Linked DNA regions of Homo sapiens: all the other regions are linked to region 1. A link is a loop called in an ENCODE intact Hi-C map of the cell type or tissue named here. Cell type or tissue: heart right ventricle. All regions are shown on one strand. Region 1 overlaps LOC124901092 (a long non-coding RNA gene). Region 2 overlaps LOC107986454 (a long non-coding RNA gene). Region 3 overlaps LOC107986454 (a long non-coding RNA gene). Region 4 overlaps LOC107986454 (a long non-coding RNA gene). Region 5 overlaps LOC124901094 (a long non-coding RNA gene). Region 6 overlaps LOC124901095 (a long non-coding RNA gene). Region 7 overlaps NDFIP1 (Nedd4 family interacting protein 1).

The links. Peaks named below come from ENCODE experiments on the same cell type or tissue, not always from the same donor. Only the 100,000 strongest peaks of a DNase experiment are listed, where the experiment ranks them.
Region 2: a loop joins it to region 1, with 2.9 times the contacts of the local background. A loop is called at or near these places in 59 of 110 quality-filtered maps.
Region 3: it touches region 1 in a loop (7-fold over the local background); 64 of 110 quality-filtered maps call a loop at or near these places.
Region 4: it touches region 1 in a loop (2.2-fold over the local background); 62 of 110 quality-filtered maps call a loop at or near these places.
Region 5: it touches region 1 in a loop (2.0-fold over the local background); 20 of 110 quality-filtered maps call a loop at or near these places.
Region 6: a loop joins it to region 1, with 5 times the contacts of the local background. A loop is called at or near these places in 106 of 110 quality-filtered maps.
Region 7: a loop joins it to region 1, with 4 times the contacts of the local background. A loop is called at or near these places in 46 of 110 quality-filtered maps.

Annotation. Positions count from the first base shown.
Region 1 is chr5:141,700,311-141,704,310 of GRCh38, forward strand. LOC124901092 (a long non-coding RNA gene) reads right to left here. Exons shown (of 2, transcript XR_007058973.1): 2 at 3,056-3,366. Among named protein-coding and RNA genes, the nearest start is that of ARAP3, 20 kb to the left of the region's middle. RefSeq lists enhancers at 841-1,341, 1,930-2,079. In heart right ventricle, CTCF peaks have their summits at 2,007 (motif pointing right) and 2,219; DNase peaks (open chromatin) are centred at 1,487, 2,011, 2,441 and 2,677; H3K4me3 peaks cover 1,381 bases; H3K27ac peaks cover 1,519 bases; H3K27me3 peaks cover 3,123 bases.
Region 2 is chr5:141,804,133-141,808,132 of GRCh38, forward strand. It overlaps LOC107986454 (a long non-coding RNA gene), which reads right to left. Exons shown (of 3, transcript XR_001742906.2): 3 at 3,666-4,000. Among named protein-coding and RNA genes, the nearest start is that of PCDH1, 72 kb to the right of the region's middle. In heart right ventricle, a CTCF peak has its summit at 2,002; a DNase peak (open chromatin) is centred at 1,819; H3K27ac peaks cover 4,000 bases; H3K27me3 peaks cover 2,167 bases.
Region 3 is chr5:141,812,142-141,816,141 of GRCh38, forward strand. The region is part of intron 1 of LOC107986454 (a long non-coding RNA gene); the gene reads right to left. Among named protein-coding and RNA genes, the nearest start is that of PCDH1, 64 kb to the right of the region's middle. RefSeq lists enhancers at 1-457, 3,509-4,000. In heart right ventricle, a CTCF peak has its summit at 2,114 (motif pointing left); a DNase peak (open chromatin) is centred at 2,090; H3K27ac peaks cover 3,837 bases; H3K27me3 peaks cover 243 bases.
Region 4 is chr5:141,824,283-141,828,282 of GRCh38, forward strand. LOC107986454 (a long non-coding RNA gene) reads right to left here. Exons shown (of 3, transcript XR_001742906.2): 1 at 1-4,000. Among named protein-coding and RNA genes, the nearest start is that of PCDH1, 52 kb to the right of the region's middle. RefSeq lists an enhancer at 1,061-1,749. In heart right ventricle, a CTCF peak has its summit at 2,095 (motif pointing left); a DNase peak (open chromatin) is centred at 2,607; H3K27ac peaks cover 3,593 bases; H3K27me3 peaks cover 526 bases.
Region 5 is chr5:141,755,624-141,759,623 of GRCh38, forward strand. It overlaps LOC124901094 (a long non-coding RNA gene), which reads right to left. Exons shown (of 2, transcript XR_007058975.1): 2 at 1,676-4,000. Among named protein-coding and RNA genes, the nearest start is that of ARAP3, 75 kb to the left of the region's middle. RefSeq lists enhancers at 1,948-2,517, 2,518-3,086, 3,087-3,656. In heart right ventricle, a CTCF peak has its summit at 1,961 (motif pointing right); no DNase peak of the experiment used is centred here; H3K27me3 peaks cover 1,674 bases.
Region 6 is chr5:141,959,093-141,963,092 of GRCh38, forward strand. It overlaps LOC124901095 (a long non-coding RNA gene), which reads right to left. Exons shown (of 3, transcript XR_007058977.1): 2 at 3,999-4,000; 3 at 3,455-3,533. It also overlaps a transcript of RNF14 not described here. Among named protein-coding and RNA genes, the nearest start is that of PCDH12, 2.9 kb to the left of the region's middle. In heart right ventricle, CTCF peaks have their summits at 1,073 (motif pointing left) and 1,817 (motif pointing left); DNase peaks (open chromatin) are centred at 1,159, 1,809 and 2,819; H3K4me3 peaks cover 275 bases; H3K27ac peaks cover 2,156 bases.
Region 7 is chr5:142,143,459-142,147,458 of GRCh38, forward strand. NDFIP1 (Nedd4 family interacting protein 1) reads left to right here. Exons shown (of 8, transcript NM_030571.4): 7 at 1,113-1,218. The coding sequence ends at 1,216. Among named protein-coding and RNA genes, the nearest start is that of NDFIP1, 37 kb to the left of the region's middle. RefSeq lists an enhancer at 1,920-2,009. In heart right ventricle, CTCF peaks have their summits at 638 (motif pointing left) and 2,075 (motif pointing left); a DNase peak (open chromatin) is centred at 2,023.

The DNA.
Region 1 (4,000 bases):
TAGCCCTAGCAGCAGGGAAAGCCTTTCCTAAGAAGTGAGGTTTGAGATGAGGCCACTGGACGTCAGCTGGGGTGGTGTCAATTCTACAAATATTTATAGATCATTTACTATCGACCAACCAATCGACAGAGTCCCTGTCCTCAAAGAGGTAGCTATTAGAAGGGAAAAGAGTCCCAGGAAAAAGGAATTACACATACAAGGGCAGAGGCAAGAGAGGCCAAGTATGTCGCAGGAGCATAGAGAGCTCAGAGTGCAAGAGGCAAGAGATGAAAGATGGGCAGGAGATGAAAGACAAGGCAGGAGCAAAAGACAGCCCCAGGCCATGCTAGGGTGTTTGGAGCTTGTCCAGGGCCATGTGTGATGGTCGGATTTGCATGCTTGAAAGGCCACTCTCAAATATTCATTGGCACCATGGCAAATGAAAAGTCGCATGTGGCAGCCTCTGTCCCACATTCCCCACTATCAGGCTGATCCGAAGGCAGGAGAGGGTGTATCTAGGCTGCACGTCTGAAAGGCTGAGACTGAGTGTGTCTGTCACTGATTGAATGTGGGAGCGACAGAATATGTGTGCCTGCCTCATGCCTGTTCATGCCATTATTGGTGTTGTTGACCTTATTGCGGATCAATAACAATAGCCCCTCACATGGGCCTGGTGCCTGTGTCCATTTGAGTTTCATGAGAGATATCTCCAGGAAGCAGAACCAGGATTCCTACTCCCATTTTACAGATAATGATGCTGCTAATAATAGTTGACATATTGAGTGTTTAGTGTATGAAGGCTCTGTGTGCATACTACCTCATGGAACACACACTGCAATCACTCCCATTTTACAGATGAGTCATTTGAGGGCACTTACAAGCTTGCAAGGGCACTTACATGCTAGTAAGTGGCAAAACTGGGACTAGAAGCCATTTCTCCCTACCTTCTGCCCTTGTCCCAGGTAATCTTAGCCTCTCCTCCCTCCTTTCATCTTTCTCCTTCGAGTTGCAAAGCTGCCCCAATAAACAATAGCCTGGTATTGCTGAAACAGCCCCATCTCCTGAGCTCAAATTGTAAACTTTGCCTCTTCATACCCATACCCCTCCACCCTGGCTCAGCCCAGCCTTGAGGGCAGTGCCCCTGAAATCCTGGGCATCTGACACCTGAGTGCTGCAGGCCCCAGCCCACAGCAAGCACTGGCACTCCCCTAAATCTTTCCAGAGCCAAGACCCCTCCCGCCGCCATCTCAGAGCCTCACTTGGTCAGAGCGGCCAGGGGAGGCGGGATCGATGTGCAGAGAACTCAGTAATAATCCCAGCACAGGCAGCCAGGCTGCTGTATAAAGACAGATTAAAAACTCATCGGGTTGAGATGAGGAAATAATTCAGATGCTTGGCCATAGTGGGAACGTCTAGGGCTGCAGGTGCTAGTCGGAGTACATGTGAGGGGGTGGCCGGGACCCAGATGACAGCGGCTTTTGGCCTTGGGAATCTGCACTCCCCCACTTCGTTCCACCCCCAGAGCTACCTTCCTTTGCTGCCTGCCTTGAAGCCAAGGCTGACAAATCTCAGTCCCCCAGGGAGCAGCGAGGGGGAGGCAGGCTGGGGGAAACCGAGAGAGCACAGTTGCTGCCTAGCTCCACACCCTGGTTTATTTCCTCCGCAGCACTGAAATTATTTTGCTCATTTATTTGTTTACTTGTATGCTGTTTCCTCACCTAGACTATAAGCCCCGCGAGGCCAGGGACCTGTTCATCTGTGTACTGCAGTACCTCCAGCCCCCAGCCTACAAGAGGGACTTCTTAAGAACTGTTGAGTAAATGAATGCATGGATTGGAATCCTGGCTCTTGCTGTATGACCTCGCTGAGGTTCCGTTCTCTTAGCTGTAAAATGGGCACGGTAGTGGCTTCCAAAGGAGATCTCAGCCCAGCGCCAGGCTTCTAGGAAGCGCTCAATTGAGGATTTTGTTACATTGATGTCAAAAGAAAATGGAAACCGTGTCTGCCGCTTGAGATGCCATCAGGGGGCGCCCTTGTGCAAGGCGCTCGGCGTGCTGCGCCTTCCGCAGGCTCCCGGGTGAGCGCATCCAAGGCCGCCCCCACTCCCCGCCCCCACCTTTGGGGGGCTTATCTCCTCCCCTCTCCGTCCCGTTCACACGCCCACCCTCACTCCGCCCGCGTCCCCGCTCCGGGGACCGTCTCCGCAGCCCCGTGCCCACCCTTCCCCACCGCCAGGCCCAGACTCCTTCCGCCCACGCGGCCCCATATGCTGGAAAGAGCCTCCCACTCCCCATCTGTCAAGCCACTTCCTTGCCCCCATTCCCGGCTTCGCCGCTGTCCCCTCCTCCAGGAAGCTGGTCCTGATTGAGGGGCAGAGGACTGCCAGCTTCGCCGGTCAACCGCCCGGTATCCCCGTTCCCCCAACCACAGGGCTTTAGGGAAATGCCCGCTGCCCTGGGCAGATGACCCCCAGTGCTGAGCTCTGAGCCTCGAGTCAGGGTTTGCGAACAGATGCGAGAACTCTCTGTGCGCTTCAGACCCGTGGGGAAACCCTGCCGAGGAAAGGAGTGGGAGGGCCTGCGTGGAAGGACCCCTCGTGTCACGGCCGGCTGGCTGGGGGTGGGGAGCGGGCTTCGGGGCATTGCCGGCTGTTCGCCTGGAGGACGCAGGGCTTGGGGAGCGCGGTACAGACAAACACAGGCTGCTTTTCTCGCCCGAAAGACCGGTTTCATTTCGCAGATTGATTATTGCTGCGTGAGTGTGTGTGTGTGTGTGTGTGTGTGTGTGTGTGTGTGTGTGTGTGTTTGGGCGTTGTTAGTTTTTTAAAAATGTAACTTGCTTGTCTAATGAATGTTTGATTGCACCTACATCCGGAGGGTGTTTTAATGAAAGGTGAAGGCTCCTGGAGGGAAATAAATAAATAAAGGATCGCTCCCCATCCGTAGGCACCCGCTCCCCCGGCAATTCTCTATCCACAGCTATCTTCTGAAGCCCATGCCCTCGCGGAAGAATTCTGTTCCTGTTTGAATGTTCCCATGTAAATGCTGCTGCTCTCCCATGGAAATCACACCCTTCAATCGGTCAATCTCAGGGCTTTTATTAAGGGTGTGAAGGGGAGATGAATGGGGAGAGGGAGCTCTGGGGGAGCGGGGAGAGGAGCGAGGAGGCCTCTTTTCCCGCCGCAGGCTGGACTGGGTTTTGCTCGCTTGGTGAGTGCACACCCACTCTGCGCCAGGCTTTGTGCTGAGATCGGTGGACACGGAGAAAGCAGGCACAGGGTAATGCCAGTGCTATCAGTTCAATTCAGCAATTATTTGTTCAGCATCCCAGTACCACATTGTGACCCTGGGGGATTCGCTGAACCTCAGACAGCCTCAGTTTCCTCATCTGTAAAATGGAGATTGTAATCATATTTATCTCATTATGTGTTGGTGGGATTAAATGAGAGAGTGCATGGCACACAGTAAGCACTCAGGGAATGCTAGCTGTTATTATCTACTATGTAAGTAGTAGTGTAGGGGCTATGGGAAAGCAGAGCGGTGTGGAGCACAGACCTAGGAGATTATTAGAGGGTGGATTTAAAAGTGCATCCCTCTTACAGGTAGAATGTCTACGTTTAGGCTCAGTCCCATTGATCAGTCAACTGATAATTACTGACTGCTGGCATACCAGCCACTGTTCTTCACTTCGTGGATACAGCTATGAGACAGGTAAATCTGGTCTCTGCACAGAGAGCTCATGTCTAGTAAGGGAGACCTAGGTCCATAAACAGCCTGGCCACAGGGTGGGCAGAGCCGTAACAGAACAAGCCCAGGCAACTGTGGGAGCACAGACGAGGGGTATTTCACCCGACTTGGCTTCCCAGAGGAGGGTAATTTAACCAGACAAAGATCGAGGGTTAGGAATGTGTGAGGGATGGGAGGAAAAATATTCTAAGCCCAGGGAATTGCCTGTTGGGAGGGCACAGGGATTAAGAGAGTGAAGTCATGAGTGATTGGAGAACTGAAATTTCCATCTCCCA
Region 2 (4,000 bases), 100 kb after region 1:
ATCTCCCTCTTCCTTATTCAGCAGGAGCCACAGGAGGCCTCAAGCCCCAAGTGTCCGCAGCCCAAACATGGCCACATGCCCACCCTCCCTGGTCGGGGCAAGGAGTGTGGACGCCCTTTGGCTGCACTGCAGTGCCTCTAACTGCAGCTTCTCCCTCTCTCTCAGGGTTGCTGAAAGATTATTAGATAATTTTCAAATTTGTAAAGCGCCTTAAGCTCCTTGGAGGAAAGGTGGTATATGAGTGTAATAACAATAACAATCCTATCTGTCAGAGCCATTGAGAAAATGAATCTTGTTATTCTCAGGAAACAGCCGGAGGAACTTCAGCAAGAAACATGAAAATAAAGCACAGAGCACGGCCTCCTGACCAGTCAGCAGAGGGGAAAGTCCCCACCAAGTGTGGAGGGAGCATTCGAGCCCTGCTCCCTGCCAGCCCAGTGCTGGTGCAAAGGGGCTCTCAGAAAGTCACCCAAATTGCCTCTGACACTTCACCAATTAAAATGACTTTAGGACAAGTTGAAATCAACTTAGGGAGTGAAGCATTCTGATTTCTGAGACTCTCCCAAGGCAGCGGGGAAGGCAAGTGTCTGAGCAGGTTGTCACTCACTCAGGAGTAATGATGGGAAAATCCATCCCGGTAACGTGATTGAGTTTGGTGAATTAGTAAGGATGTTTACACTGTGTGCTGCAAGTTGGAGTGGGGCTGGCAGGGGTTTTGACACATGTGGCAGCTTCACTCCTAATGAGGTTCTCGGACTCCACACTCAGCCCGGCTGGACTTCAAGTCGGGCTGGGTCTTACCCTTCAGGTGAGTGGCTAAGGGCAGGGGTGGGCTCTGCAGGCAGACAGGACTGGGTTTAAGTTCTGACTCTGGTCACCACCAGCCCTGTGACCTTGGGCAAAGCTCTGTGCTTCTCTAAGCCTCAGTTTCCCTGTGTACACAATCTGCATTATGATAGCACAATTCATAATGCTGGCTGTCGTAATGAGAAACATGAGATGAGCTATCTTTTTATTTTTTGTTCACCTCCACAGGCCAGCATGGCCACGGAGATAAAGGAAAGCCAGGTTTATCTCTTCTCCCCTGGAGTATCTGTTCCCTTAAGAGCCAAGAAGAGACAAGGAAGGTGGGAACCTGCAGAAAACATAACCACAGTTCTAGTCCTGACGATGCTTCTGCCTGGCTATGTGATCTCAAACAAGCCACTTAACCTCTCTGAGCCTTGTTTTCCTCATCTGTAAAATGGGATAAGCATGCAACTTCTCTGTGGGTATCTGAACAGAACTTCTAAAAGTTCTGAGCAGACATTTGTTGGTATGCAAGGCAATGAGTGGCCTCTGGGAGAAAGTTTAGAGAGGGAAAATGAGAACAGGTTGCTCTTTCTGGTGACCATGGCTCCCTGATGGGGGAAGAGGATTTAAGGACTGACAGGGAGATTGTAAAACCTGAGGGAAAGAGGCAAGAGTGGGAGAGGATCCTGGAATTTATCAACTAGGCTTGCTGGGAACTCACCAGAGGAAATTACAGAGGACTACAGCATGAAAGACTGAAGTCAGACTGGAAACAGACTTCCAGGCAATCAGGCAACAACAGGCCTAGTCCTTCCTGATATCTTTGGCTGTACCTGAGTAAAACCCCAGGAAGGGACGCACAGCCTGACTGTGCTGGAAGGAAGGCAGAAGGATGGACAGGGAGACCCTGAAGATGCTTCCGCAGGACCAGAGAAGGAGGCAGCGGAGGCACAGCAGTCCCTCCCCGAGGCTTTCTTTGAGATTCATCCTCTGGAGGCCTTGTCGGAACCTACGGTGACCCTGAAGCAGGGGCCATGTCCTCACAGACATGCCCAGGTCAGCACTGGGCCACAGCTCTATTATTTAAGTGTTTCATAAAAGAGCAAACCTCCGGGGCTGGAAGAATGACCGGGATCCTGACTCTTCCTGCACAGGAAATGAAGTAGCTGTGTCCAAGCCCTGGCTTGACCTGCAGAGGACTCACCAGCTCTGGCAGAAGTTTCCCAGCCTGAGAGGGCCCTGCTGTGGCTGAGATGATGACACCTGGGCCCAGACTGGGTCCCTCCCCTCCACACAGAGCCAGGACCCACCGGTCCCTACACCCACTGCTTGTGGACTCTGCAGTGATTTTACTGTAATTTCCTCGTTGTTGCAGTTAATAGCATTAGTTTGTTAATTACTGTATATTTTAAAAGTAAGACGAAAGGGAATTCCCACTGGAGACTTGTTCTTGGCTGAAACAATGTGATATGAGGGAAGGAAGAGTGTTCACGGGTAATGAGCTTGCCCTGCTGCTTTCTGTTCCCTTGACAGTGCCTGGGGCCAGAGATGGGGCTGCCAAGGTGGGAGGCAGGGGCCCCCCACAGAGCCCAAGCCCATCCCTGGAGGGAGTCCTCTGTAGCACCCCACTTAACCCCAAAACCTCTGCCCGGGTCTTCTATCCCCAGCCCTGCACTATTGTCAGAGGGAGGCTTCAAGCCTCTAAGGAGGAGGGGTCTGCCTGAGGAGCCCTGGCACCGAGGGAACCAGACCAGAGTGAAATAAGACACAAGGAAACCTGGCCTGTGACAAGGAGCATTGATTGAGTAGGATGGAATTTTTATTAGGAAACAGCTGGAATTTGGGGAGAGGCTGCTACATTTAAATTCATCCTGAGACTGCAGCCCTAGAGGGGAAATGGGAGTTGGGCAGGTGCGGCGGGGGGCGGGCAGGCACAGGTCTTGGCAGAGGCAGGAGCAGCAGCTTGTGGTTGTGCACAGAGATCTGGCTGAGGGGGACAAGCAGGGCCTGCCATTGAGCCCTGACGCTGCTGTCAGGGCTGTGGGCTGGGTCAGCTCAGAGGAAGGGTGCCTTTGGTAACTCATCCAACTGAAGGGGGTTGGTGTGTGCTCCTAAAGCCCTGCATGTTCAAGTTGCCCCCATTCTCCCCACCCAGAGCCATAAGGGAATGGAGGCTGGGGCTGAGCCCCAGGACTCAGGAGGAGTTGGGGGCAGAGGCCGGAGAAGAGCAGATAGGGAGAGAGAGGGAGGAAGGGAGAGAGACTTAAGACAGAGAAGGATGGAGGACTGAGAAAGAAGTTCATACAATCTACAGGAGCTGATTAAAATCCTGGAAGAAAATGTGATGGAAAGACTTTCTATCTTTCTATTGAGACATTTAACCTAAAAGAAATGAGTTAAATAATTTATACAGAGAACGAGTGAAATTTGCTTTGATCAAATTAAAAAATATGACTCTGGAAGTAAAGTGTCCGCCACGTCCTTTCCAGGCAGCAGAAAGAGCTGCCGAGAAACAAAATGACAAAGACATAAAAATAACTAACCCTAACCCGGCGAATATTAGCACCATATTTTTTGGGAGATTACACGGCATCACCGTAGGCCAAGCAGAGAAATCCTCTCTAAGCACCAACAGGAGAGGTTTTGCTCATTGAGGAAGCCCCATAAAAGCCAAAAAACGGATAAAATTTTCCTTTGCAAAAGTGATCCGACTTCACTCAGGGGTTGGCCCAGAAGCCACAGGGGATCAAGTTAAATTTCCCATTTGTGCATTTCAAAAAAAGAAGAAAGCCGCTCAGCTCCCCTCCCCAATTCTGTGTTTCTTGAAGATTATTCCTCTCCCATTTACACCGCCCCCACCCCCCCCCCACACACACACACACACGCACCTGCCCTTTCTAAAAAAAATCCGGCAACACCTCATTCCATAAAAGTAAGTGTTCCGTTTCATCTCCTCTTAGGAAACATCACGGACAAGCTCCAAAACTCACAAGCTATAAGCATAAATGCCAGTGACTTAACCTCTTGGAGCCTCAGTTTGCTACTCTTTAAAATGGGGCTAGCATCCACTGCACAGAGTCATGGTGAAGATTAAAACAGATGAATAGAACCTGGCAGATGGAATATTCAGTAAGTGTTATGAACACTGTCTTCCTCCTCGACCTAAAGAAATATCCAGCAAGTATAAACCAAAATGCCAGAGATCTCT
Region 3 (4,000 bases), 110 kb after region 1:
GAGCGGGGACAAGACCCGAGGAGAGGGGGCAGACGCGCAGGAGTGGTGGGTAGTATGAGGCCAGGGGACACTGAGGGTTGGACTAGAAGATGGGAAGAGACTGGGGAAGGGGATCAGGGACTCCTGGGGTGGGGTTTTGGAGGAGCCCGGGGCAGGGGGCTGCATTTCTCCCCAGCTGCAGTTCTCTGCCTAAGCCAAGGTTTCTCAGCCTCAGCACTATTGACATTTGGGACCAGGTGCTTCTTTGTTGTGCGGGCTGTCCTGTGCACCGTAGATTGTTTAGTTGCATCCCTGGCCTCTACCCACTAGAAGCTAGCAGCATCCCCCCACCCCTAGTTGTGACAACCAATGTCCCCAGACATTGCCAAATGTCCCTTGGGGGGAAAAAACCACCCCTGGGTGAGAGCTACTGGTCCAGGCACTCATAGGGCAGTGGTCACTGTTTATGAAACGTGCTCTCTCTGAGCTGGCTTCTCTAGGGAAGAAGGAAGGAGGAAGAAGAAGATGAATAGGAGTGGGAGTGAAAGAGAAAGGAAGAGGAGGAGGAGCAGGAGGAGGGAGCCCAAGGCAGGGTTCCAGGTGGGTGGGAGAGCCTCTGGAAATAGGGATGTAGGAGAGAGACGCCCCAGGAGGGAGACATAGGGCTGCCATTTTGTGCTGCAAGAATGAAATAAAGTAAGGTTCCTAAATGCCTTTCCTCCTGGAGTTCCTTCTACCTGCTACAGCCCTTACCAACCCTGCTATAGAAATATTGTCTTTCCTTCAGGCCCATATCAGGCACCACATCCAAGAAGCCCTCCCTGATAATCTCAACACATTGAATTTTCTTTTTTTTTCGTTTTCTATTTTTTTTTTTTTTTAAGATGGAGTCTCACCCTGTCGCCAGGCTGGAGTGCAGTGGTGCAGTCTCAGCTCACTGCAACCTCTGCCTCCTGGGTTCAAGTGATTCTCCCACCTCAGCCTCCCCAAGTAGCTGGGATTACAGGCACCCACCATCATGCCCGGCTAATTTTTGTATTTTTAGTTGAGGCAGGGTTTCACCATGTTGGCCAGGCTGGTCTCAAACTCCTGACCTCAGGTGATAACGCCTGCCTCGGCCTCCCAAAGTGCTGGGATTACAGGCGTGAGCCACCATGCCCAGCCCTCCTTCTTTTTTTTTTTTGACAAGGTCTCACTCCATCACCCTGGCTGGAGTGCAGAGGCATGATCATGGCCTACTGCAGCCTCGACCTCCTGGGCTCAAGCAATCCTCCCACCTCAGCCTCCCGAGCAGCTGGGACCACAGGCACGTGCCATCATGTCCAGCTAATTTTTAAATTTTTTTGTAGAGACAGGATCTCTCTATGTCACCCAGGCTGGTCTTGAATTCCTGGACCCAAACTATCCTCCTGCCTTGGCCTCCCAAAGTTCTAGGAGGTGTGAGCCACCATGCCCAGCCCAGATTGAATTTTTATTTTCTCCAGGACTGCTCGTCACTTTGCTTCTACCTCCATGCTAGTACTCAGCACCTTGGTTCACCTACTAACAATAGTTCCCTTTAGTGAGGGTTTCCTGTGTGCCAGATGCTGCAGCAAAGGCCTTAAGCATGCTTTCTCATTTAATCCTCCTCACAGCTCCCTGCATCTCCAGTACTATTATCATTTTACAGATAAGGAAACTGAGACACAAATTAAGTAACTTGCACAAGGTCACTCACCCAGTTAGAAATAGTAAAGTGAGGATTCAAGCCCAGGTTTTCCTGACTTCGGTGCATGTGTTTTAAGCCTCTGTTAGTGTCCATCTCCCCCATTAGATTCAAAATCGCTGGCAATGCCTAGCACAGTGCTGGCGAGTAGTAGGCACTTGAGAGCTGTTTTGAATTGGCTGGTGGTCTCTGGAAAGGTCTGCCTGGGCAGCTGAGAAGGAGGGACTGAATTGGCAGTGCCAGGGTGTTGAGTGCCCTCTAAAGGCCCTCAGGTTTTGCTGGGGCCTGGATGAGCTGGGCCAACCTCATGAAAGGCAAATGCCACTGAGGCTACATCTCAGCCACACTACCTTACTGGGCCACCTTGGGTCTCTGGACTGACCTGTCCCTCAACCCCATGGATGCTGGGCCATGGCCCCCCCTAGTGGCCAGAGGGTCATGGTAGCGGTGGTGTGGGATGGGAGTGAGGGCAGCTGGAGATCTCACAAACAGCCCAGTGGGCTTCCTTCCCTCTGAGCCCTATTCCTAGGTTCCAAGCTCTCTGAGGAATTGGAGCCAGATGCCTCAGGAAACTGTCATTGTGGAGCCTGGCCCCTAACCGAGGCCTAGAGAATGAAGCAAACCCCCTTTTTCCCCATTACTCCCCTCCACCCAGTAAGAGCCCCTTTCCCTCCTGCCCCATTTGAAATGAAGGGGGTAGTGTTGGCAGACAACTTCCATCACAGCCCGCCTCCCACCAGGGTTGATTCCACCCCCATCCCTGCCTTACATTCCACAGAAAAGGGTTTGAGGCTGAGGGTTGTCTGACAGGAAGCATCGCATGATGCTGCTTCCCACCCAGGTTAAGGTTTTGATCTGGAATCCAGGAGCTAGAGTCCCAGGGGGCTTACATCAGAGCTGCTCCCCGACCCCAGACACGCATACACCACCCGCCTCCCCCAGGAGGCACCTCAGCTTTGAAGGCAGGGCTCCTGACAGGCTGCCGTTCCCATGGCAACCCCATCCCAGGCTGCCCTACCCAGCACTTCCTTCCACCCCCCTTCCTCCACCCTGAACCCGCATCACCTTCATTCATAGAACAAGAGCTGCTTCACATTGGCAAAGTGGACACCCCTTCCCCCAGTTCTCTCCCTTTTTTTCTTCCTCTTCTTATTCAATGGAGAACCCAAAACCAGAGAGAGAGAAATGGATGGCAAGAGTAGGACTAAGGTGGATGAGGGGTAGGACAGGAATGGGAAGGAGCCATGGCTCAGTGCCTTCTGCCAACCTGTGGACCCCCCAACTCCAAGGCTCCAGTGTCTACTCTCATTCCCAGATCTGTCTCAGTTCATGGATCTGTGCCTCTCCCAGCTCTATCTCTGTGGAGATCCAAGACCTAGCCAGGCTGTCTGATGGCCTTATGGCTCCAAGCATAGCAGGGCCAGGTCCCAGCCTCCAGGCCCAGGTCTCCAGCCACCAGCCAAACTGTAGCTCAGAGGCCAGGTGCAACAACTGGGCTCTGGAACTCAGCCTAGGAGTACTGAGGCTGCTCCTGTCCCTAACTCTGGTGCCCCTCCAGCATAAGACACTACCTTGCAGAGGTCACTGGGGAGTGAGGGGACTCTAATTTACAGTAGGATTGTGGGAAGGGCTAGAGGGGAGTCTCAGACTCCAGCCCTGGTTAAACAATGCAACTTCTCCTGCTGGGAGAAGGAAACTTGGCTTTTGGACCATTGGCAGGTGCTGTTGGAAAGTCAGGACAGGCATCAATCCCATCTCTGCAGGAGGTGCTGAGCAATGGTCAGCAACTCAGCTTCAGAATCAACCAGCCTGGATTTGAATTATCATGCCCTAATTTATTCACTGTGTGATGCCTACCTTCTCCAAGACTTGCTTTCCATATATGAAAAATGGAGATAGTAATTATATATAGGTATATGACCAATATTTATAAGCTCTACCACCCTTCCAGAGACAGTGCTTGAGATGTAATCTCGTTTAATCCTCATAACAGCCCAGTGAGGTAGATATTATTATTACTATATCTAGTTTATCCTACAGAGAGGAAACTGAGGCTCAGAGATGTTAAGGTGGTTAAGGTGACCCAGCTATGGGACTTTTTCTTTAACAGACAGGGTCTTGCTATGTTGCCCAGGCTGTTCTCGAACTCCTGGGCTCAATCAATCCTCCCGCCTCAGCCTCCCAAGAAGCTGGGACTACAGGTGTGCAGTACCACTGTGCCTGGCTAGGAGCAGAGCTTTTAATCCCAGGCCCTATAAGAGAATGTATGCACAGTGTCCAGCAGCTGCTAACTAACCAGTAAGTGAAGATTTTCTT
Region 4 (4,000 bases), 120 kb after region 1:
CTTCCACCTGAAGGAGGGAGAAGAGCCCTGCTGTGTCCTGAATTCCAATCCTGGGAACTGTCACTCACATGGTCTCTGGTCCCAGCCTGAATTTAATCCAAGAGCGGAGGCCTGCCTGGTCCCAATCAACCTAGGCACGGGGGATCATGGGCTATGTGTGTGCATTTGGTTGGTGCTTAGAAGATATAATACAAATATTAGCAATCCACTTGAACTCTTACTCTGTCAGGCTTTACGCTAGATGTTCCACATGCATCACTTTACTGAATCCTTATTTCAGAGTAAGAAACAGGCTCAGAGAAGTTAGGTCACTTATTCAAGGTCACACAGTTAGAAAGCTTCAGAGTCTAGATTTGTGGACCTCTCTGATTCCAAAGGCTGTGCTCTTATTCACTGAGCTTTGCAACATGTACCTGGATGAACATGAGGTCTCCCGCCTGACACTCAGTTTACTAACAATGTGTGCTGAGGACAGTGTAGTGGGCCAAGGGGGGCCACCCTCAGGCCTCAGATCCACCTTCCCACCCATGATCTCCTGTCTACCTAAGAGTGTCCAGGGATACTCCCAGAAAAGCTGGAACAGAGACCAGAGCCATGCCGATGCCTCAAGGAGGCAGCCAAGTCTTTGCTGAGTCTGCAAATCCTCATCTCTAGGCCCCCCATGAGCTCGTTTTGAGAACTCCCCCAATACCTCTCCCAGCCCCTGCTCCCTCCATCAAAGTGACCCTCCAACCCCTCTTTCTTTTCTCTCCTACCTCCAAAGTATTCCCTGCAGCACCCCCAGGTTCCCTTCTTCCTGAAGCCCAGACCTGTAGGGTTAGACTGGTCCAGGCTGCAAATCTCCCAGTTGAGCTTCTTTTTGGGGTCACAGCTTCAGAAGCATCTCTGCATCTTGCCTGTACTTTGATAAATCGTATGAAAACCTGAGTCTCTTCGCTTCTCCTCTGGAACCCCCTCCTCCCTGCAACTTCTCTCTGCTCAGCAGCTGCACAATGCAGTCAGAGGGAAGGGGGTGGACTGGCAGAAACCAGCTTGTTTCTGAGGCTGGAAAACAGAACTGTAGGAAATTAACAGGCTGAGAAATGTCTGCTCGGCTCCGCATTTGTTTTGCACCCTCAGTCTTTCTCTCTGCAGCTCTCTCCTCCTGCCCCTGCCCCTCTCCCACTCCCTGCCGCTCAGTGTGGGCACCTGGGGCTTGGCGGCTCTGTGTCTGGGCCTTGCAGGAAGGTGCATCTTCGTGTGTGTGTGGGAGTGTGTGCATGTGTGTGTGTGTTTCTCTGTGTGTGTTTAGGGATGGCAGACCTGCCCCTCCTTCAGAGGCAGCTTAGCCAGAAACGCCAGCGGCAGAGACAACTGTGCGGGTGGGGATGCTGAGCGCAGAGCCGGCAGAGCCCGCGGGCAGGCAGAGAAGCACCACACAAGAAATTGATTCCATTAAAAAGTAATCTTAAATTTAATAAAAGTTATGATTTGTTTATAGCCACAGAACCTACAGGCAAGAGGGAAGGGGGGTAGATTCTAGTGATGGATAAACAGAAAGAAAAAAAAAATAAGAGAGGGGGAGGGGAGGAGTGAGAGATGCTTAGGTTTGGATGGATGAGAGGATGGAAAGACCTGGGGGTGGGGAACGAGACCATTTTCTCTCCCTCAGATGGAAGAAAAAAGCCTGTGGCTGGATTCCAAAGAGGAAGCAAGAGTGAGGAGTGAGTGAGGAGATTCAAGGAGCTCTCGGGAGATGGAGCTGTTGGAGGGGGCTGGGGACATGCAGGCACGGCCTGGGAGAGGCAGATGTGCAGGAGGGACGGTCTGGAGCCCTGGGAGGGCAGGTAAGGAACGCAAAGCACCCATTCAGCAGTCAGACAGGCAGTCCTGGGTTTCCACTCCAAGTCAACCTCTTCCTAGCAGTGTAACTTGACTTCTCAGATCTTCATCCTTTTCATTGGCCAAATGGAGCCACAGAGATAGTGCCTACCTAACGAGGTGGTCGTGAGAATGAATGAAATTGTACAGGTGCATCTCCTGGGTGCCCAGTAAAGGACAGCTCCCTTCCTGACCCTCCCCGGATGGAGGTCATTACCCCAACACTGCCCCCTCCTGTTTATTTGCAAGCAATGGCCAATCCTACTCCTTTCTTTTATTCTTTTTGCAATGGAGGGGACTGAGTGGCCTTCATCTCCAATCTCAATCTGGAGGCTGGTTCTCCTGGGTAGTCGCATACTTTGTCCTTTGCCCACCTCTCTAGAGCATGAAGAGGGCATGGGCAAGGCGCTCTAGAGCCCACTTCCACTATGAGCTAAGGGACCATCTAGGGGACACATTCCCTCGCCTAATCTGCCACCCCCTACCCTGCTTTTTCTCTCTCCCTCAGCCTAGAATCATGTGTAAACACAGAGCTGAAATTCTCCTGACCCCTGAGAAGTGTCCCTTGGGTGAGACTGCCCAGGTACAGCCCCTTGGCCACCATAATCAGGTCCTGTTGGGTAGAACATTTGGCTTTCAGGCAAGTCTCCTGTTGTTCCTTCCAATGAGCCTGGGCCCTGTCTCTAGGCCGGCTGGGAGGGAGCTAGGACCTGCAGGGTCAGCACCAGAACTGGTGATTGGGGCCTAGGCAGGAAGCCAGGACATCACTGTGAGATGCTATGTGAGGCGAGAGCCAGAAGATCTCAGCTATCCCAGAGTCCAGGGACTGAGAACCAGGAAAAATCGTCACAGCAACAGGAGTCTCCTGGGGAAGCAAGAAATCATTCTGAGGATAACACGGCCAGTTCTACTCAGTCATCTCCTCCTACCTGGGCTGCTTTTAGCAAAGTACCTCCACCTGAGTTCACTCTTGCCTCGTGGCATGTTAAAGGCACCTGCTGGTTGGAGACATTGAGGAAGACAGGACAGGTGGTATTAGCATCTTCATTTTACTGATGAAGAAACCGAGGTCAGAAAGGGAAAGCTACTGTCCCCAGGCCACACAGCATGTAATATATGGAGGTGGAACTGAAAGCAAGCATTTAGACTCTGGATAAAGGCACCACAGCCTACCCTACTGAGTGTCACTCATCATGGCTACATGTACTGGAGGCCTTGTCACCACTGCTACCACCATGCTGCTTAGCTCCCCCTTTTTTTTGCCAGTATCACCACCTCGGGCCCCATCACAGCGGCTGCTGGGCTCACACACACATCCTCTTCCAGGAAGGGCAGCCCAGTCTGGGATTCTCATGTCCTGTGTGGTTTCCAGAAGAAAGAAACTATAGCCCTGAAGGTGGGGCAGTGGCCTACAGACAGTGGAGCACAGTGACCTGCAGCTAAGAGGCTCTTGGCATTGCTGAGGGTCTGGCTGGGACTATGGATGCAATCTGGCCACCACCTCCAAAGGATTTCCAGACCTCTCCCGCTGAACCAAGACACGGAGATGGATAGGCCATCCTGGGTAGGGACCTCCAGTGGGGCACCCTGCTGCTTCCCTCACACTCATGCTGTGTGTCCAAGACAGAAATGCCACCCTGCTGCCCGACCTCAGTCTGTCTGATGTCTGTTTTCTGGTTCTATTCTCTGCGAAGAGACCAGTCTAGCCACTCCCTGTGTAAAAGCCAGCCACCCTCCTCTTGTTGAGGAGGATTCTCTTTCTCCTCTTCTGCAGAGACTGAGGCATGGAGGGCAGTGTCTGGGATGAAGGGATCATTTAGGAAGAGGTCCTCCAGTAAGGTCTGATCTCTGTCGGCACCCTAGCCTATGTTCTCAAAAGCAGATCCTTACAACTTTACGTGAAATGGTCCTTACCTCTAAGAGTTGCCTTTAGAGGTGACCTTTAGAAGGAGCCACTGTGGAGTCCTGACTTCTGTGTGACGTTCATTAATAAATCACCTTCCCCAGCCACTCCCCAGAGCTTGTCTTCCATGATGGATGCAGAAAAGGGTTCAGTCAGGGAAAGGAAACTAACATGGGCCAAGAGCCTACTGCGTACCAGGCCCACGCTAGAGGATTGACCTACAAGATGCCATTTGAT
Region 5 (4,000 bases), 55 kb after region 1:
ATATTGCTCCTGCCTTCCCCATGAACTCAAGAACCCTAAGGGCTTTTGTGTTCCACCCCTACTTTGCTGCATCTGGCTGTGGCCAGCTCATCATCATCACACCAGCCTGGGAGAATGGTCATGAGCTCCACTTGGTAGAAGAACAAACCAAGGTACAGAGAAGTAAAATCACGGGTTGACGGCACACCTCTTCAACAGAGCCTGTTTGAAGTTTGCATGGCTCTGTTTTTCCTCAACTCCTCCTCTAGGCAATATGGTCATTCTGGCTCTGCACACCAGCCAGTTGTGTAGCACCCTGGACTAGTAAGTAGCTTTTCCTCTCTGGGCCTCCATTTCCCTATCTGTAAAACAAAAGGGCCTAAATAGGATTATCTTGAAGAGCTCTTCCCATTTTGCTGTGCTGTAGCATCAAAACCACCGTCTGTACTGGGACAGGGCGCAGTGGGGGTAGACTGCATGCTGATGGTCCCCTAACTGAGGCAAGGCACTGACCAATCTACCACTTCTGCCAGATCTGTGGGGCACCCTAGAATGTCAAAATGCTTGGCTGGGGTGGGGGGTGGGGAGGATGGTCCTCTGTAGGCTGCAGTGCTAGGGTTGGAGTGGGGCTGAGGGAGCCCAGGCCCTGAGCCCAAGCTCTGCCTGCTGGGGAGGGAGAGCAGAGGGAGGTCTGGGGTGGAGAGTGGGGCTAGCTGGGCAGGCCAGAGCCATGTGGGCAGAGCCAGGCGGGCAGAGCAGAATGAGGCTCAAAGCTCCAGGGCTTTACAAATGGATTTTGCTGAAATGGAAATTTCCACCCATCCCTGAAATGAGCCTGGCAGTAAGGCCAGGTTTGGTGGGGGCTGCGGCAGCTGGGTACGTGGACAGGGACAAAAGCCAAACTGTCAAAGCCTCTCAGGCCTATCCACCCCTCTCCATGCCACCCAGCCCCCTCCTTCACCTCCTCCTCTGCTCAGGTCCTCCAGGCCCTCAGGGACCTGCTCATTCCTCCACACCTTTTTCTACCCTTCTCACTTTCTCTCTAGCCACTCTGTGCACTCTTACATCCCCTCCACACCTAGCACCCCCACCGCATACTCACTCTGGCTGCCTGTCACCCTGCATACCCCTCCCGCCTCTCCCTCCACCTCTCCTTCACACACCCCACACACCTGACACTTCCCTCCCCTCCTACTTTATCCTCACCCTGCCCTTTGACCCCTCACCTGCTTTGCGAACTCCTCCATCCTATCCACTCTACCTTCTATACCTGTTCACATGCCTGACACTTCCCCACTCCTGTTCACCCCTCACATCTCACACACCTCCCCCACACTTCATGTGCCCCCCTCACATCACTCTTTGGAATCCTCTCCTGCTCCTGACACTCCCGCACCCCCTACCACTCCCCTTGCACCCCTGCATGTACCACACCCCTCTCCCATCCCTAACCCTCTTCTCACCTCCTTACAGCCTTCCACCATAATTCTAGGCCAAATATCTCCTGGGGAAGAGCAGTGCTGTAGGGTCAGAATCATAGCTCAACGCCTCCTGGCTGGGTGAGCCAGGAGGTTCCCTAATTTCACTGCAACTGTTTCCTCATCTGTAAAATGGCTTTGACAACTGCTCCTGCCTCTTGGGATTGTTGTGTGGATTGAGTGGGCCAATGCTTGTAAATCCCTTTGCCTGGCACACAGAAGTGTTGATCGTGTTTATTGCCATTTAGTTGAATTGCCATTCATTGATACTTTGGGGAAAGAGGTCAGAGGTGAACTTGATAGCACAGGGCCAGAGTAACAGGATAAGAGCTAACTAGGCTGCTGGGAAAGGTAGTCAGCAACCCAGCCTGCAAGTGATGCGTTGACAAAGGTGAGTCGACAAAGGTGTGGCGCTCTCCCTCCCCACCTCCCACCCCCAGATGGACTGAACCTGAGACACTCCAAGGAGCCTGGACACCCTTTCCTCCCTAGGTTGCTGCCGGCTATTGCCACTGGAGGGCAACACACTGTCTCCCATGGACAGTGGGGTGTGGAGTGCTGGGAAGGGAGCTGCCTTCCATCACCCAACAGGCTTTTCTAGGAGCTGGAGCAGGGAAGAGGACAGGGCGCAGGCTGGGACTGGGAGGTCCCTGGAGGGCTCTCACTGGCTCCCTGCTGAGTGGGAGCGAATGGGGAGAATGTCAATGGAGGACAGAGTGCAGGAGCCAAATGGGGTCGGCAGGAGAGGTGTGGGGCTCGACTTGTTGTGGATTCCTTCCAGGGACTTCTGGTACTCAAGGCCTGTGTGGGAGTCGGGGACTGGCCTGGCCCCTCAGGAAACTGTGATCCCTGGAGACATTGGGATCCCCAGGACTGTGGGGAATGAGCTCCTTTGGCCCAGTGTGGAAGGCAGAGAGGAAGCCAAGGCAGGAGTAAGTGGAGAAGACCCTGAAGGCTGAATGAAGGGGGGACCACAGGTGAGAGACCTAGTGGCAGGACCCAGCGTAAGCAAGGGGAATCAAGAGGCTGATCTGGCTAGGACCTGGGCAGTGCAGGGGCATGTGTGGCCAGGCTCCAGCTCACTCCCCTAGGGCAGGGCCCAAAGAGCACAGCCACATGCCCTCATCCTCTAATTACATGTTGACTTATTACCCATTATTAATTAAACAGGAGCGCTGAGCTGCTCCAGGCTTCCTCCTGCCCCAGCCCCAAGTGCTGGGCACCAATCTTAGAGCCTGGGCTGAGCTGAGCCAATGATAGAAAGAAAGAGAGGTGGGAGTGTGGAGTTGTGGGGGACTGCCCCCACTGTCGGTGAAAGGGCAGTCACTGAGTGCTCACTCCGAGAAGTAGCCCTGGGTCTGGGGCCTGGAAGGAAGAGAAACGGATGGGTAGAGGAAGGGGAGCTTCCTAAGGATGGGGCAAGGGAGAGGGACGGAGAGCCCGATGGACGTGGGGAGCTGAGGAATGTGTGGAGAGTTGGCAAAGTCTGGAGGTTTGAGAGGCCAGGGGTGGGCAGGTTAGGGATGGGTGACTGCTGGACCGGGGGTGGACTATGTCTCTAGTAACTGCTGCAAGGTGCAGAGCATGTGCTTACGACCAAGGGGCTGCCTGTGAGTGAGGCTGAGCGTGTGCCTGCGGCTCTGCACTTGCGGGCTTGTTCCTCTGAAACTGGGTCTTTGTCGCCGTCTTGAACACCCAGCGCTGCGGGGGAGGGGAGGAAGCACCGGGAGATTGAATTACCTTTCAAATCTAAAGCCTGAATTCCTCCAGGCCCGGCAGGTGGGCGTGTGCACACATTCCCGAGAGCATTGTGGGATGTTGGCTGTCACTAGGGAGCCACGAGGTTTCCTTTCCACGGGCAAGGAAAAAGAGAAGCCTGTGACCCCGGAGAGGAGGAGGGAGCCAGGGAGGGAGAGAATATCTGACTTGGCCCCAGCCTGCAGCCCCTCAGACAGGACTAGGGAGGCCTTGGTTATAATCCTGACACTGCTACGATCTAGCCACACGTGACACTGGCATATGACAACCTCCCTGGTTTTCTCATCTAAAAAGAGGATAATAATAGTGATAACAGCCGGCATGAACCAGCCTTTGTGCCAGGCACTGTGCTAAGAATTTTCTTTCTTTTTCTTTTCTTTTCTTTTTTTTTTTTTTTTGAGACAGGGTCTGGTGCTGTTGCCCAGGCTGGAGTGTAGTGGCAAGATCAAGGCTCACTGCAGCCTAGACCTCCCCGACTCAAGTGATCCTCCCACCTCAGCACACCCCGTACCCCACCAGTAGCTGGGACTACAGGCACTGTGGGGTTTTGCCATGTTGCCCAGGCTGGTCTCGAACTCCTGGGCTCAAGTGGTCTGCCTGTCTCAACCTCCCAAAGTGCAGAGATTAAGGGCGTGAGCCACCACGTTCAGCCCAGGCACTTTATTTCTTTATGTCTTCATACAACCCTATAGGGTAGGTATTCTTAACCTCCCTATTTTGAAGACGAGAAACCAGGCTCAGAGAGGTTAAGTGATTTTCCTGTGTCTCACACAGCTGGTAAGTGG
Region 6 (4,000 bases), 260 kb after region 1:
GTTCTCTGCATCTGGTCCAGACTGAGTCTCTGTCTGGGGAACCCCCAGCCTCCCACTCCTCTTGGAAGCTTTTATACGTTTCCCTCTCCCACACCTTCCCCTCCCTTTCATCTATGTCTTTCCCCCTTCCTCCAATTCTTCTCTCCCCAGTTTTGTTTATAAGAGTCCCGTGAAGCACATCTCCTTTGCTGCCCCCAACTCTCCTTTTAGATGTTTTAAGGGATACCCTATCTTCCACTCACCTCCTCATAAGGTGAAATTCAGGAAGGAAGGAGGTGAATGAGCAGTTTGCTTGGGTGGGCTTTGAGGTGGCCTTATTGCTTCTTATTGTGCCCTTCAGTTTGCTGCCCCCAACATTCTCCCAGCCTTATACCCACTTCAAGGTTGATCCCTGAGGCTCATGAAGCATTTGAGGTGATGAGAATGAACGCCAGCTTCCCTAGATGGGTGTTTGCTACTAAGCCCTTGGGGCCAGAGATGCCATGTTTGGACCCAAGTGGCACTAGTCAGGGCTTATTGGCATGGAGGCCTGTGGTCATCAGGACTGGGGTGGCTAAGGGACAGTCACCTGCACTCCTTCCCTTTCTCTCTGGCTTTTCTTTCCCTTAACTCCATATCCCACTCCTGAGGTTTCCCAACTATTTCACTGAAACCCATTAAACCATAGCAAGGGGCCTGAATCCAGGGCCACCTCCTACAGCATGGCCCTGGAGACAGACAGGCCACTCACAAGCTCTGAGACACTGCACAAGGGACTTAACCTCTCCTAGCCTCTGTTTCCTTCTCTGAGGGCTGTCATCGATCTCACAAGGTGGGGTAAGGACTCAGCACAGGGCCTGGCTCAGAGAAAGCACTCAGCACATAAGGACTATGATTTTGCTGTTTATTATCTTCCAAGTTTTATGCCTCATACGCAAATGGCAAAGATGGCCTTGCATTTGTCCCTTCACTTTTTTCTTTGCCTCTTTGGCAGGAATCCCATTTCTCAGGTCTCCCTCAGCTTGGTGTGGGCAAGGTGCTGCCTAAGCTACTAGGAGCCCCTGGGAGCTCAGGGACACAAGGGTGCCCATTGCCCCCTGCTGGCAGCCCACGTGACAGTCTCACTATCCGCCCCGCAATCGTCCCCCTGTGTGCCTGACAGTGAACAAGGCAAGGGGCTGACAGTCGCAGGTGGGGGCAGGGAAAATGAAAGGCGAGAGGCCAGTAGAATGGCTCTGGAATCAGGCCTGGGGGTCCGGGAGGCTCCTCATGGAGGGCACACGCTGAATCCTGACGGACCTGGAGGAGTGAGCCCGAGGAAGTTGAATAGGCAGGAGACAGGCAAAGCTGGTGGCAGGGGCAAAATGGGCAAAGGCCCCGAAGTGGGCAGGCTGGCTCCTGGCTGTGCTGCAAGAGGGTCAGTGCAGTAGTGTAGGGAGGAAGGTTGGGCAGGGGACATAAGCAGGGGTCCTCAGATGATGCAGTGGCCTGGGTTCCCATGGCTAAGAATTTAGACCTTGTCCTGAAGGTCGTGGAGTGCTTTTGAAAAGCTCTACGCAGGATAATGAGAACAGCGACCACATGCCAGGCCTTGTCCTAAGTGCTTTACCTACATCCTCTCATGACGCACTCACAGCCATACCATCACATTGAAGATGCTGAGCACACAGCGTTAGGTAACTTGCCCAAGATCACACAGATGTGCCCTCCAGAAAGGCCTTTTGGCTGCACCCTGGAAAATGGCTTGGAAGGGAACAGAGAAGAGGGAGGGAGCCTAGTTGAGAGTAATGCAGGGGAGCTTTGATGCAGAAAACTCGTTTCCAGAGCGCCATCTGGTGGCCAAAGGCAGAGAAAACGGCACAGAGGCAGGGACCGGGGACAGCCACGAAAACAGGAAGTGGGTGCCTGGGGTTCATAAATATCCACAGCTCCAGCCCCGTGCTACACAGAAGAATACAACAGGAGAAGCTACTCACTGATGACAATAGTATCTCTTAATGGAAAACCTAACGTGGACCAAGGCCACAGAAGGAGTTATGGAATTCATGATAATTTTACTTGTGTTAACATTTATATTCTTCAGAGGACATTGTTTTATCTATATATATTTTACATGCAGTTATATATCTGTTGGGTGTGTGTGTGTGTGTGTCTGTGTTTTGACTGGGAATGTGAATGCAAAAAAATGATGCATAGGTCGCAAGAAAGTTTGAATTTAGATTTCATAGGTGGTTTTTATTGTTTGTTTTATTCACACTGGGGACATGAAGCTAAGATTACCCTTTGAGATTTCAAAGCTGGCAAACAAGGCCCCAGACTTTTTTAAGGTGATCACCTCTGGAAATGAGGTCCCCATTTAGCAATTTTCTCTCCTCCTTCTGGCTGCAGGGGTCAGCTGATCTTTAGCAGTCAAATGCCAAGGGGTGAATGGAGCTGTCACTAGAGTTCGTCTGGAAAGGCGACGTTTTCCTGAGTTTTGAAAATAGGTTTGAAGGAGTGGAGGTACTCTGAAATAGGTTTGAAACAATTGAGGACAGCCTCCCTTAAGTCCAAAATATTTTTTTTAAAAGGGCAGGATTAGGGTTTGTGCTTGAAGGCCTCACTAACCACCAAACTTGGGGTTGTTCACACTTGGGTTCTTAACCACAGGGAGGGCTGAGGGGTGAAGTGGGAAGGGTGGGGGTTCAGAGAATCTTCTTAAAACACCTGGAGTCCTAAGGAACCTTGAGGGGTCAGACTAGTAAGGTGTGACTCTGACCCTTGGAGGACTCCCAGGCCAGCTGAATGAAGGCTGAGATCACACCTCGCCCCTACGAATGTCCCGCTGGGCTGGCTGCCCCACTTCCAGGGCTCTGGTCTTCCAGGCTTTCTCCTCGTGAATCTCCCCTGTGGTTGCCACAGCATCACCACCAAGACAGCTTTGGGGAAGCCAAGAAGCATCCTCCGGCTTATCCCAGGTAGGGAGGTGGTTGGACCGTCCAAGCTCAGCGTCTTTTTTCAGGAAGATCTTGTTGAAGTTAGATTCCTAGTCAGACCAGGAATCTTGACTGGGAGACTCAGGTAGATGTTCTGGGTTATCTGCTCCTAGCAGGGCACTTTGTGGACTTTGTTGAGACAGATGACAGGTGCTGTCTCCCACACAATGGCACCTGTTTCTGGGGTCAGTGCAGAAAAAAGAATGCACTTTGCAGGGAGAAATTTGCCAAGAAATAGGACCTTTCAAGAAATGAAAAAGCTTTATGTCTTGGTTAACAGCGGCAGTTCTCAAAAGGGTCCAGATATCGAAGTCACTTGGAAAGCTTTACAAAATACCAGGGACAGGGCAAGAAAATTCATACTTTTCCCTTTCCCAGAATACTGCCAAAGAATAGTCTGTAATTGCCAGCTCAGTTCCGCACCCTTCATTTGGGACAGGGTTGGGGAATTTGATTGGACCTTTTTGCTGGAAAGAGAGGCTAAGTTGATTTACGTGATAAAAATAAATAGACGGGAGGAGGGAGATTTCTGCAATCTGAGAAAATTCTGGAGAGCAATACAGCAGACAACAGCAGAGGCTGTGAAGGAGGTAGAATGAAGATGAAAAGGACTTTTGAATTCGTTATTGCAAATTATAGACCTCCTTCATGATTTTCAAGAAAAATACAAGAAAAGATTTGTATGTTCTTTTCCAAATTTATTTTGTGCGTTAGTAACCATAACATGGACCCAAAACTGGACCACTTGAGTTCTGGGTTGATAAGAGTTACACACACATGTCTTTCTCCCCAACCTTCGAGAGGAAGGGCACTACTTCTGGTGTACAGATTTCAATTTTGATATATTCTGGGTGATTCCGACATGCATCCTTATCTCCACCCCAACTTCATCGAGAACCACCTATTAGAAATTCTCAGAATCACCATCCCCCATTGCAAAGGCCAAACTCTATAGCGATCAGGCCTTTCTTAACCCAGCATCCTCATGGTCCCCACCTCTCCCTGACATGTGTGTCACTATTCATTATAGAGTTCCATACTCACCT
Region 7 (4,000 bases), 440 kb after region 1:
TTGGTTACTGCTAAAAATCAGTTCAACTGTCCAAGTACCATTTTCTACCACTGAGTATCCCAGTAAAAGTATTTAAAAAAAAAAATGTGCTAAAGGCTCAGAGACCATCTCTGAAAGAGGAAGGCCAGGAGGAGTATCTGAGTTTCCACTGGAGGGGCATATCACCTCTCTGCTGACAGTTTTAGGAGGTACAAACTTTTGTGAATGTATAGATTCTGGTGTAGTCACACAAAAAGAGTCTTACTAAGAATAGAGAAATAGGCTGGGTACAGTGGTTGACACCTATAATCCCAACTCTTTGGGAGGCTGAGACAGGAGAATCACTTGAGCCTAGGAGTTGAAGGCCAGCCTGAGCAACATAGCGAGACCCCTATCTCTACAGAAAATTAAAAAATTAGCTGGGCATGAACCTGTTATCTTAGCTACTTGGGAAGCAGAGGCAGGAGGATCATCTGGGCCCAGGAATTCAAGCTTGCAGAGGCTGTGATCATACCGCTGCACTCCAGCCTGGGCAACAGAGCAAGACCCTGTCTGTTAATAATAATAATAATAATAATAATAATAATAATAGTAGACAAAGTTTCAAGTTGAGACGATGAGAATTGCTGTAATAGATAAGGGGATCCTGACATCTAGTGGACAACATTATATACTGTCGACAGAAAAAACAGCCCATGACAAGGAAGGTTACATTTTTTCTTTTTACTTGAGAAAAACACAGTTATAACCTCTTTTTGTTGTTGTTGTTGTTGTTGTTGTTTGGAGTTCATTATCTTGGAATGCTTTTTTGGAACTCAATAGGTAGATTTTGATGTTTCTCAATGAGGCTTTCATATGTAAATGTTTGGCTCCATCTTATTTTTTATTTCCTTTTTAGACCAATTCAATTCTGAATGTGCAAAAGACACTATTGACTCTTACATTATACCTTCTCATTGAAGGATGGATAATTTGGTATGAAAATCCTCTGCAGATTCTGGAGGAAATTGCTAATGTTTTGATTACCTTTAGCAGAAAAATAACAATGTATCGCTATCAGGAGAGGGATTTCTGGGGAGGGGACTTAACATGGAAATTATAAATTCATTCATGACTTTTCTTTTTTAAATTAGGCTTTCTCCTGTTTCTCAGAGGATTTATCAATTATGCAAAAGTTCGGAAGATGCCAGAAACTTTCTCAAATCTCCCCAGGACCAGAGTTCTCTTTATTTATTAAAGGTATTAAAGAAAAAATTTATTCTAGTCCCAGTGTAACCATGTGCTACATTGTAGATTTCTGTTCAGTTTTAGAGTAAGTATCTGTGATAGGGGCATATAGAGAAAGTAAAGAAGGCACAGTCCCTGCCTTTTAGCAGTTTCTTGTCTAGTAACAGGGATTTTTACAAAAAGCTATTGATAAAGTCAAATTAGAAAAACTGCCATAGGAGAAATCATTACTTCATGCTTTGACAGTGTGAAAGAGGCAGGGGTCTTAGCAGTCATCAGAAAGCTGGGATATTTGGCTGCTTGACTGAATTCCAGCATCCTGAAGCCACTGCTTACTGTTGCACCAGTTCCAGAGGATGACATTCAGAAGGAACCCTTCAGGCCTAATCACTCATCTCTGCCCCTAAATCCCAGAACCTGGAGAGACTGTGTAGTACTTTAAGAACTCCTTTTGTCTGGGCTGCTGACAAGCCCACCAAGTCTTCCATCTTTTAAAATTGTCATTGAGGCTTTCCCCATGGCTTTCTTCAGGTTGACATTCTGATACCACTCTAATGTGAGGAAGGTCAAACTCAAGAAAAGAGGAGAAAGGACCTTTTCCCTTGCCTAGAACAGGAGGACTAAGCCCTGCCAAGGCTCTTTGATTCACACATGATTTTCCCCAGAGGCTGACACTCCATCTTACATCAATGGCTGCCTGAAGGAAGAGGTAGAGAATCTTGAGAAAGAGTACACCAGAGAGAGCTCTCTGTGGTAGCAAGTTCTAATAGGCTTTCTTGGACTTGGCTGTTTGTTCCTTGGGGCTTTGGGGACTGTGTTAATCATAGAGTGGAACCTTGAGCACCACCTAGAGGCCAGTCCAGTTGAAGGTCTTAGGCAAAGCATTATAAAGGATAGGTGGTGTAGTTCAGATAAACTTTACATGATAGTGGAGAGTGTGGGGAAGAATTTCAGAATCATCTGAGGCAGAGTGAAGAGCAAAAATAGGGAAGTATGGGGCTTGTTCAGAGGATAGCAGCTTGATTGGGGCATAAAGGAGTATTGAGGGTCAAGGCTAAAAAGTCAGGTTGAAACAAGTTTCTCAGATACCTTGAGCACCAAGCCCATTTGCAGTAGAACCATGAAATTGATAGAGCCAGCGACATGTTGGGTCAATGCAAGACTAAGCCCACGTGGAGCACGAATTTGTTCTGTACTCGCAGAGTGTCAGTTTATATAGGCAATCATATACTAATCGTGAGGTTCTCAATTTTGAAGACTTGTGGTGGTCTCAGGAGGTATGCTTCAAGAAAATAAAGCATCTACCATAGTTGATTTTCCAGGTGATAGAACAGCATTGAAAGCTTTTAGGCAACAGAATCATATAATGAGACCCTCTTGAATATAACAAACATTTTTTCAAGCATAGTATAGTAAACTAAAATTAACACTCATGGAGTTTTCCATGTGTCAGATAATATATTAAGCATTTTACATGGATAATTAAATGTATGTAGGTAAAGAAGGCTTAAACTGCTTTTAAAGTTAGTTTCATTATTAAAAAAACTAGTATTCATTATTAAAAAACAGGAATCTTTGATTGCATGTCTGAAAATGTGTAGCATGTCATGAATTTGAATTCAGTCACACAGTCTGGACACAGATGGATATTCATACCACTGGCCTGGGCCTTAATGCCTACAATGTGTCTTTGTTTATGTCTAGAACATAAGAGACTTATTAGATATTCTTTGCAGTTTTATTTAGTTACCATTGTCATCTTTCATCTATATATCAGATTGGAATTTATAGTTAGCCTTAGGTTTAACTTTTACCTATCAAGGATTCCAAAGCTAGTACTGTTGGGTTGCTACAAGTCCTCCTTATGAAGGGTGCTGAAATCACCTAATATTTTCCCTCTAATACATTGACACCCAAGATATACTGAGGGGACAGATTTCTTTCTCTTTTTAAAAAAAGTCATCAATTCTGTAGGTGTAGTCTAATGTTAGCTCTGAATTTCTAAATGGACTGAGATCACACCTCTGTCTATTCTCTTTGTTCTTCAGTTAGAAAGAAATCTGAATCTTTATTAGGGGATTGCATACCTTCTTCATCTTGGTTCTAAGCATAAGAAATAGCAGCCCAGTTGACAGAAAGCCTGAACGTCTCAGTTTTCCTGTGTTGTTTGGTGCTTTACTGAAAATTTTGTTGTTATTGTTTGGATTTTCTAAAATTTCTGAAATGTTTTTTGATATTCTAAATTTAAAACTATGTATGTGGGGTTGTGATTTGAAGTAGGCAGTCCTTAGTAATAATAATGTTGTAGGAAGTACTAAGGGAGATTCAAGTGTTGAGCCTGCTGGTGCTTCAGGAGTGTACGTTAAGAGTTGTCAGAAACTTTCTCAGAGGTAAATGAATGCACACCATTGGAGGGCATAATAGAGTTTATTTGCTTTTCTATTTAACTGTGATACCCTGGTTTATTTGAAATCATTCCTGACACACCCAGAGAATTCAGAGCTCTAAATTAAGGGTTTGAGGAACTTACAGCAGAATTTAGAATTCTAATGACTTCACTAATTTTCCAGGGATCCCCAGAGGGAACCTGAAAAGCCATAATATCCTATGGGACTGAGTTCCCTTTGTCCACTGAAAGGGTAAGAACTCTGTCCAGATCCAGATGTAGAATCCCTTCTTTCTCTAGTTCAGAGGACATTTAGTTTAATTTTGTTAGAAGACATACTAGAAAACCGTCATGTGAAGTAAGAAAGCTTTATTTTTTTCCTCCCTATCGATTCTTTATTATGCTTAT